Regions from separate parts of the Homo sapiens genome. Here region 2 is linked to region 1. A link is an interaction called in ENCODE POLR2A ChIA-PET data of the cell type or tissue named here. Cell type or tissue: PC-9. All regions are shown on one strand. Links, peaks and the distances in the headings refer to the core of each region. The heading gives the core; the rest is flanking DNA.

Region 1 (4,410 bases), core at 186-4,185:
TATTTCAAGCTATATTTTATTACAATGAGGGCTTCTTTGAATCCATTCTGTTGGTTTCTGGGGTGCCTGCTTGCCGTGGTATACCAGCAAGTTGTTTAATACATTAACTAAGGAAGGTGCTCATCTTTTACTTACTATTTTTCATTTAGTGTTTCTCTTTATCTTTTAGGATAACTTACCTAACTTCCAACTTTTCTACTGAGTACTTCGTTTCTGTCTTGAATGAGGTGCTTTGTATCCTCTGATGATTCCTTTTATTCTAAAATTATGTTTCCATTTTTTCTGTGTCATACCTTTTCTTATCTCTTTGGCTGAATGTTGAGATTGAAGCAGGAGGATTGTCAGCTGTATGAGGAATGGTATCAATGAAATAAATAGGAAGCAATCTATTAAATGTTATGATCACAATATGAAACTGTTTAGAGATGTAGTGAAGAGTTTAGAGACAATTTGCTGATGAAATCTAAAAAAAATGTGAGAATAACAAAAGTAAAATATTAAATAAGTGGAGACTTAAGCAAATGACATACTCAGAATGTATTATGCAGCTCACTTGTAAATGCTTGCTTTAATAAATATAACACAATACTTAATACATTCTATAATTTTAAAAATTACTGAATTTTGTAACAAAATATTAATGTGTAATATTAGCATATGGGAATGATTGAGGGTATAGATATAAATATGAAAGTATTAATAGAAGAACTAAATTATAAAAAGTTAGTAAAGTAAAAAATATAATTTTTTAAAATCAATAAATATATTTTAAGTATCATATTTGAAATAAAATTATCAATATCAGAAAATAATACTTAAAACATTTTTTAATTATTGAGAGAGAATGTCTTCATAAATCAGAGAACTGGAAAGGAAGGAGAGGTGCTTGAAGTTTTGTCAAAAGACTTGCAGTGCTAGATGAATAGTAATAGAACAATTTGTATTATTTTATAGCAATTGACTTTTTCTTCAATGTTCCAGGATACATGTGCAGGATGTGCAGGATTGTTACATAAGTAAACATGTGCCATGGTGGTTTGCTGCATCTATCAACCCATCATCTAGGTATTAAGACCGGCATGCATTAGGTCTTTTCCCCAGTGTTCTTCCCCACCCTGCCCTCCCCAACAGGCCCCAGTGTGTGTTGTTCCCCTCCCTGTGTCCATGTGTTCTCATCCTTCAGCTTCTAAGTGAAAGCATGTGGTATCTGCTTTTCTGTTCCTGCATTAGTTTGCTGAGAATAATGGCTTCCAGCTTCGCCCATGTCCCTGCAAGGGACGTGATCTCATTCCTTTTTATGGCTGCATAGTATTCCATGGTGTATATATACCACATTTTCTTTATACAGTTTACCATTGACGGGCATTTGGGTTGATTTCATGTCTTTGCTATTGTGAATAGTGCTGCAGTGAACATATGTGTGCAAGTAGCTTTGTAATAGAACGATTTATATTCCTTTGGGTATATACCCAGTAATGAGATTGCTGAAAAATTGACTTTTAATTAAAAGTAGGCATCTATTGTCTCTTTCAGACAATATTATTGTCTAAGATTTTACATTTTAGTCCAAAATATTAATTTTATAGTAAACTAAGTTATTTTGGAGGTATACAGGTTTTTAAGGTTTATACGTCTAATTTTTGGAATCTAATATGTGCATATAATCTATTATGTTCTAGTAAATAGAAAACTAGAAGATAAGTAAGAAATAAAACTTTTCTCCATGTCCCCTCTTATCTAGCAGGATTGCATATATGCATGTGTGTATGTTGAGTGTGTTTTGTATTAGTGGAATAGGATGAGCATTTAAATGTCTAACCAAATAAAAAATAGAAATGAACAAACTATATCATAAATACACAGCAATTAAAAAATACCTTTAGTGCCTATGAAGGCAAAAACAGTTTTTTGTTTCTTCCTTTGTGCTCTATGCAACTGAAATTTTTTGGTTACTTTTTTCTAATTACATGTCACATGCCTCTCTTGTTATCCTTACAACCACTAATGCCTCCTCAGGTGAGGCAGATACAAGCCATTGAACCAGCTTCTATCCTTCAAGGAATGTATGATATTTGCAAAGAAATTAGTAATATCATGTCATTCAATTTCCCTGTCATTTGTTTATGGCTGAGTTAAAATGTGTACTTCTTGCAGCTTAAGGAAGTGTTTTGGATTCACTGACTTTTTTTTTTTTTTTTTTTTTTTTTTTTTGAGGCGGAGTCTCCCTGTCTCCCAGGCTGGAGTGCAGTGGCGCGATTTCCGCTCACTGCAAGCTCCGCCTCCCGGGTTGACGCCATTCTCCTGCCTCAGCCTCCCGAGTAGCTGTAGCTGGGACTACAGGCGCCCGCCGCCACGCCCGGCTAATTTTTTGTATTTTTAGTGGACACGGGGTTTCACCGTGTTAGCCAGGATGGTCTCTATCTCCTGACCTCGTGACCCGCCCGCCTCGGCCTCCCAAAGTGCTGGGATTACAGGCGTGAGCCACGGCGCCCGGCCTGACATTTCTAATAGTGCATGTATTAAGATGAAGAAGGAGGAGGATTGGAGAACTGAGTAAAGGAAGAGGAGGACGAAGAAAGAAAAAGAAACCGAGGGACCATTTTAAATAAAAGATAAATCAAGAGAAAACTGTCTTACCAGATTGCATTCCCCAAAGTGAGGTTAGTGTTTTATTTGAAAGTCATTTGCTGTGTATTTATAAATTTATTGTGATTCTGGATGCTTGAAGTTCTTCCACAATATCTTTCTTGTCTTCTTTTGGCCACTTCTCCTTCCTCTTGTAACTCCCCTCCTTTGCTCTCTCATTCTCCTCCTCTACATGTCCTCCTTACCATTATTTTTCCCGTTTTCTCTTTGTTTTTCTATCCCCTCCTCTCTTCCTTCCTTTGTAACCCCATGAACATTTCCACCAGTCAATGATGCTTCCAGACATTATAACAGCGAGAGCACCAGGAATTGTTCAGTTTATGTTGAGGCAGCCTGCTAAATTGCAACTCTGTGAGAGAGCTTCTTCCCAGAGAGCTAGTGCGAGACATTATATCCAAATGCTACACACCTGCCATGCTCCTTAGACTAAATGAAGATAATCCTTCCAATGACAGCCTGTTGATAAGTATTCCCAGGTCCAAAATGCAACCCAGATTCTAATTAACCTGATTAAACCTGTTGTGTATGACTCATTTTTTTTCTTCCTTTGATCAAGTTGTCATTATCTATTTGGAAATTCATCTTTTTTCATGTTATTTACTAGCCAGGATTTGTCACAAATAGATAGAAGCAACACAAAGCATCTACTTTTATGTTTCTATAATCTTCCCTGGTGCCATTACTCTTTTTACATGTCAAAAGCAATGACATCCTCAACAAGCTTGAGATCTAAGAGTATAATTATGACTTACCAGTGTCTAAAATTATTTGTGCAGAATGCGTGGAGATGCATGGTGTTCAGACAGCCAGGATTAAAGAGAGCACACTCTGACTAATAAACATATTTTTTATATTTTTTTTCATATGGGTGAGCAGAAAAAGTTGATCTCATGGAGGTAGATAATAGAATTGTAGTTACCAGTGCCTGGGAAGGTTGGAGAGGGGATAAAGAGAGGTTAGTTAATGGGTACAAACATATATTTACAAAGAAAGAATAAGTCATAGCTTTCGATAGCAGAGTAGACTGATTATAGTTAACAATATATTGTATATTTCATAATAGTTAGAAGAAAAGATTTGAAATGTTCCCTTACAAAGAAATGATAGGTATTTGAGACAATACATATCAAAATACTCTGGTTTGATCATTACACATTGTATGCAGCTATCAGAATAACATATGTACCCCATAAATATGTATGATTATGTATTAATTAAAAAATTAAAAAAATAAAAATACAAGTTGTCAAATTGTGTAATTCACTCTTGTAAAATAAATAAAAAGTGAAAATTAAAAGCCAAAACAATAATTCACTCTTAATCTTGGCCATTCTGCAGAGTATGCTCATAGAAGAGATGACCTACACAGAAGTGCAAACACAAAGCCTTGGCCATTTGTGCTGCTTTAAATATTAGTTGCGGAAACTTAGCTGCCATGTTTTTACTGATGTTCAACATGCAAGTCATTTATTATTGCCTTAAGTATTTCAACAACGAAGAGTAGAAAAACTAATACAAGGTGTAGACTTTTGCTTTCACAGTAGCTTCAACCTTGGTGATCAAAACATACTTTTATTGTGTTTTTTTTTTTTGCCTGTTGTTTCTTTTTGACAGGGGATCAGATACACAGAACTCAGTTATCCTTTGGTAATAATGCAGTATCATAATTAAATTTTGCATTTATCTTTTTATTTTTATGTTTAGATTTTCAAATGTTTATGTATTAAATATATATTCACATAATTATTTTAAATATTATAATGA
Region 2 (4,410 bases), core at 214-4,213, 450 kb before region 1:
TATTTTTTGTTAGGAACATTCCAATTTCACTCTTTTAGTTATTTTAACATATATTCACACAATAAACAATTGTGAACTAAACCCACCCTATTGGTCTACCAAATACCAGATCTTATTCATTCTGTGTGTTTGTCTCCTTTAACCCTTCTTACATTATCCTTCCCTCACTGCTATGCTTCCCAGACTTCTAGTACCCATCAATCTACTCTATATCCCCATGAGTTCATTTTCTTTTAGCTCCCAAATATTAGTGAGAATATGTGAAATTTGTCTTTCTGTAACTGGGTTATTTCACTTAACACAATGTCCTCCAGTTCCATCCATGTCATTACAAATGACAGGATTTCTAATGCTTACATGATAGTCCATTGAAGCTACCAGAAAAAAGCACTGGACATTGGTCTGGGCAAAGTTTTCTTGAGTAGTATCTCAAAAGCACAGGCAACCAAAGCAAGAATGGACAAATGGGATCACATCAAGTTAAAAAGCTTCTGCACAGCAAAGGTAACAATCAACAGTAAAGAGACAACCCACAAAATGGGATAAATATTTGTAAGCTACTCATCTGACAAGGGATTAATAACCAAGATACAAGGACCTCTAACAACTCAATAGAAAATAATCAAATAATCCAATTAAAAATGGGCAAAAGATCAGAATAGACATTTATCAAAAGAAGATATACAAATGGCCAACAGGTATATGAAGAAATGTTCAACATCTCTAATCATCAGATAAATGGAAATCAAAACTACAATGAGATATCATCTCACCCAAGTTAAAATGGCTTTTATCCAAAAGACAGGCACTAACAATTGACAGCAAGGATGTGGAGAAAGAGGAACCCTTCCTTGTACATCGTTGGGGGAAATGTAAATTAGTACAACCACTATGGAGAACAGTATGTACTGCGGGATCTGGCCAGCAGCCCTCAATGCAACGGGGCTCTCTCTTTGTTCCCAGGTGGATCGGCAGGTTGAGAAATAATAGACACACACAAGATAGTGAAAGCTGGGTCCAGGGGGGTCACAAACTTCTGGTCCCACGGTGCCAACAATGCACTGGATATACCAGCATTTATTATTAAGTTTAGTGAGGGCAGGGGTAGGTTAGTGAGGGATTAGAGTCATTTGATTATGAGGTGAGATGGTCACATGGGCATGAAGTAATTTTTTAACATAACATTTGTATGTAGAAGTACAGTACATTTGGATGTAGAAGTACATATACAGAGATAAGAATTTACAATATAGTGTGTGTGTCAGTAATTTCTAACAGAGCCTGAAAACAGAAACACAATTTTTCCATAACCTATGATTAGCAAGATATTAATTGGCAATAACAGTTGCAGCAAAAGCTGGTTACAAACAATCCATAGAAACAGGACATGAAGCTAGACAACCGGTTAGACCAGGAATTCTCAGAAGGGAGTATGCCTTAACCCTAAAGAGGCCTAGAAGAGCCGTGGCAAGGTGAGGGCATTTATAGCCCTATCTTATCCATATGGAAAGGTGCCCCACCATGTGTCTGTTTATAGGCTCTCCACAAGTTCCCAGAGCTATGAACATCTGCTTTTCTGGGATAGGAATCTTGGTGATGTTAAACCTCCCTGACTGCATGTCCATTCATAGGCTCTCTGCAGGGGGAAGCACATCACACGCTGTTGGCTCATTCTGGCAGTCCAACCTGGCCTTGTCTTTACACAATCCTGCATGCAATTTTGTATTTACAATAATCAGGAGCATTTCATCTTTTATTCTATAGCCATAGTTTCAGGGGGTCTCCCTAGAAGTATGGAGGGTCCTCAAAACACTAGAAATAGAATTACCATATGATCCAGTAATCCCACTGCTGGGGATGTATCCAAAATAAAGGAAATCAGTATGTCGAAGAGATCTGCACTTGTATGTTTATTGTAGCACTATTCACAAGAGCCAGGGTGTGGAATCAGCCTCAGTGTCCAACAACGGATGAATGCATAAAGAAAATGTGGTACAAATACACAATAGAAATTTATTTTTAATTGCTAGACTATAACTATTTTGAGGACTAAAGCTATTGTGGAAGAATTTTCATTTTTTCAAAAGATATTTCCCAAATTAGGAGTTTTATTTAAGACACAAGGAAGAAATAGTACACAATTTGCATTTGAGAGGACAGTGGAGGAAGAGTAAATCGCTTTCTGTTTGTATCTCTGCTGTAGTAATAGCAGATGATAGGTAACGATGGCATTTAATGAAGGAAATATCTAAAAATGATGAGCCTAATTGCAGAGGCTTTGTTTTGCTAAGTGAAGTTTGCAAGCCTGAGGTCAAGAAAGTCCTGATTATTTTTAAAGCTAAGTAGGGATTCCACACTACATGCTACAGCTTTTTTATATTTTGTTCTCTTGCGCAATTAAGAATTTTAAGTGTGGCTATCACCAGCCTGCCTGGATCTTGGTTTGGACCCTTCCTTTCCAGGACACTTGCATTCCTTGCTACATGAGTTCATGAAAGATTATTTCTCATATTCATCTTTACACATTGCTTTCTTGTTCAACACTAGATTTTTTTCTAAACTAAAAACTACTGCTTCAGTCTAATTTTATCTACTCTCTGTTAGAATAGTTCTTAATGCATTAGTGATAAAAATTAATTCATTCCTTAATTTATGCTTTCCTTCAACTTATTTATGAAGCACATTTTTTATGCAAAAAGCTATCCTTCATGTTGTATATTCAATAACAGATGAAAGAGATCCAGTCTCTTCTTTTATGTAGCATACAGTCTGTTATATTATATTAAAAGTATTTAGTCCCAACAAAGTTCTTGATGTTGTACCAAGGTATTGCATACATGCAGGTGATGAAAACTAACATTAACCTAACTAACTAGCATGGAATTTAAAATCTAAAGTTGCAGAGAAATAGTGATAGTGGTAGATTAATGGTTGTGATATCAGCTCAAATGTTTTCAGTGTGCCACAATGAAACACAATGAAAACGTAATTTCTGGGAATCCCATGAAGATACTCTATATTGTCAGAAAACTCATCTGAAATTTTCAAATTAAGGCATAAAAGCATGCAGTACATCCTTTTAATGCAAAATGGGAGCAACAGTTACCCAGTGATGATCTAGGGGAATGTACTTAGCTTGTCTCACAGTTTATTATTTATTAATGTCCCAGATTCCATGTTAACTTGAAGACTTTTTGGTCCAGTAGACTTTTTGATCTAGTAAAGATGCAAATAATGTTCCTCTGGTAGACCAGATAACCCTTAAATGTTTATGACCCTGTCATACATAAATCAATATTGTATCTAATCCAGCAATCTTTTTCTAGCGCTGTTTATACATGCTTAGTTCATAATGCCCTCCAAACTGGCCACAATATCTTACTTTTTTCCTCATTAAATAATAAATTAAACAAATCTCTAACTGGCATTTATTTTATATTTGTCTGAGCACCATGATTTTTACCTACTGGAAAATTACACCTAAAAATAACAAGCTTATGGCAAATATATATTATAATATAGCTACATGACTTATAGGTTTTTATTTTAATCAAGGGTGGTTATTAAAATTGTTGTCAATTTGTTATTTATAGTACCTACCAAGATGATATCAAATTGTCTTTTTTAATCTCTTAAATTAGTGAAATATTGCTAATAATTATTTTACTATCAAGCCACCTTTATATTTATGGGATAAATAATACATTTAAAAAGCATTATTTAAAAATAACTCTAGGTTCAAATTGGTAATACTTTATTTAGAAGTTTTTTTGTGTGTATGTTAGTATTTGAGTTCAGTCTCTTCTTATTTTAATTGTAGATGTAATACTCATGTTTATGTTATTATAGAGATTGGTAGGCTTTTTTTTTCCTCCTATATTTTGAAATACTTTAAGCAATGTCTTTTGAAGTTTGATAGAATTTTATTTTGGAAAGATTTTAAATCTGTGATTATATTTTCAATTTATTCAATGAATATTGGCCTACTCAATTTTTCTACCTGATTTTAGGTCACTTTTTAAAATATAGATTATCTTACTAAATTGTCCATTTTATCTAGATGACCACATTTATTGGTAAACAGTTTTATATATAGAGAGAGTATTATTTTATTAACTTAAACAAATTGTGAAAGAAATACTTACACATATACCTGTGTTTCCATCCTGATGGGTGTTCATATGTATGTATTTTTCTATATGAAGGAATAATACTGAGCATATTGTTCTATAACTTGCTAATTTGCAACATGCTGCAATTTATGATATGCTCCCACATCTTTCCATGACACTTCATGTAGATTTCTTTCATTTTATAATAATTAAGATAATTTGCTTTAATGGTGCATAGACCATGTGGAGTAGAAATTCTAGATAAGACAATTATTGTACTATTGATAGACATATGAGT

What was found. Peaks named below come from ENCODE experiments on the same cell type or tissue, not always from the same donor. Only the 100,000 strongest peaks of a DNase experiment are listed, where the experiment ranks them.
Region 2: POLR2A ChIA-PET joins it to region 1 with 7 read pairs; 3 of 35 experiments call an interaction of 5 or more read pairs at or near these places.

Annotation. Positions count from the first base shown.
Region 1 is chr11:38,335,087-38,339,496 of GRCh38, reverse strand. LOC105376634 (a long non-coding RNA gene) reads left to right here and starts at 2,202. Exons shown (of 3, transcript XR_931202.2): 1 at 2,202-2,660. In PC-9, for the core only: no CTCF peak of the experiment used is centred there; a DNase peak (open chromatin) is centred at 2,196; H3K4me3 peaks cover 2,083 bases; H3K27ac peaks cover 830 bases.
Region 2 is chr11:38,782,348-38,786,757 of GRCh38, reverse strand. No RefSeq gene overlaps it. Among named protein-coding and RNA genes, the nearest start is that of LINC01493, 140 kb to the right of the region's middle. In PC-9, for the core only: no CTCF peak of the experiment used is centred there; no DNase peak of the experiment used is centred there.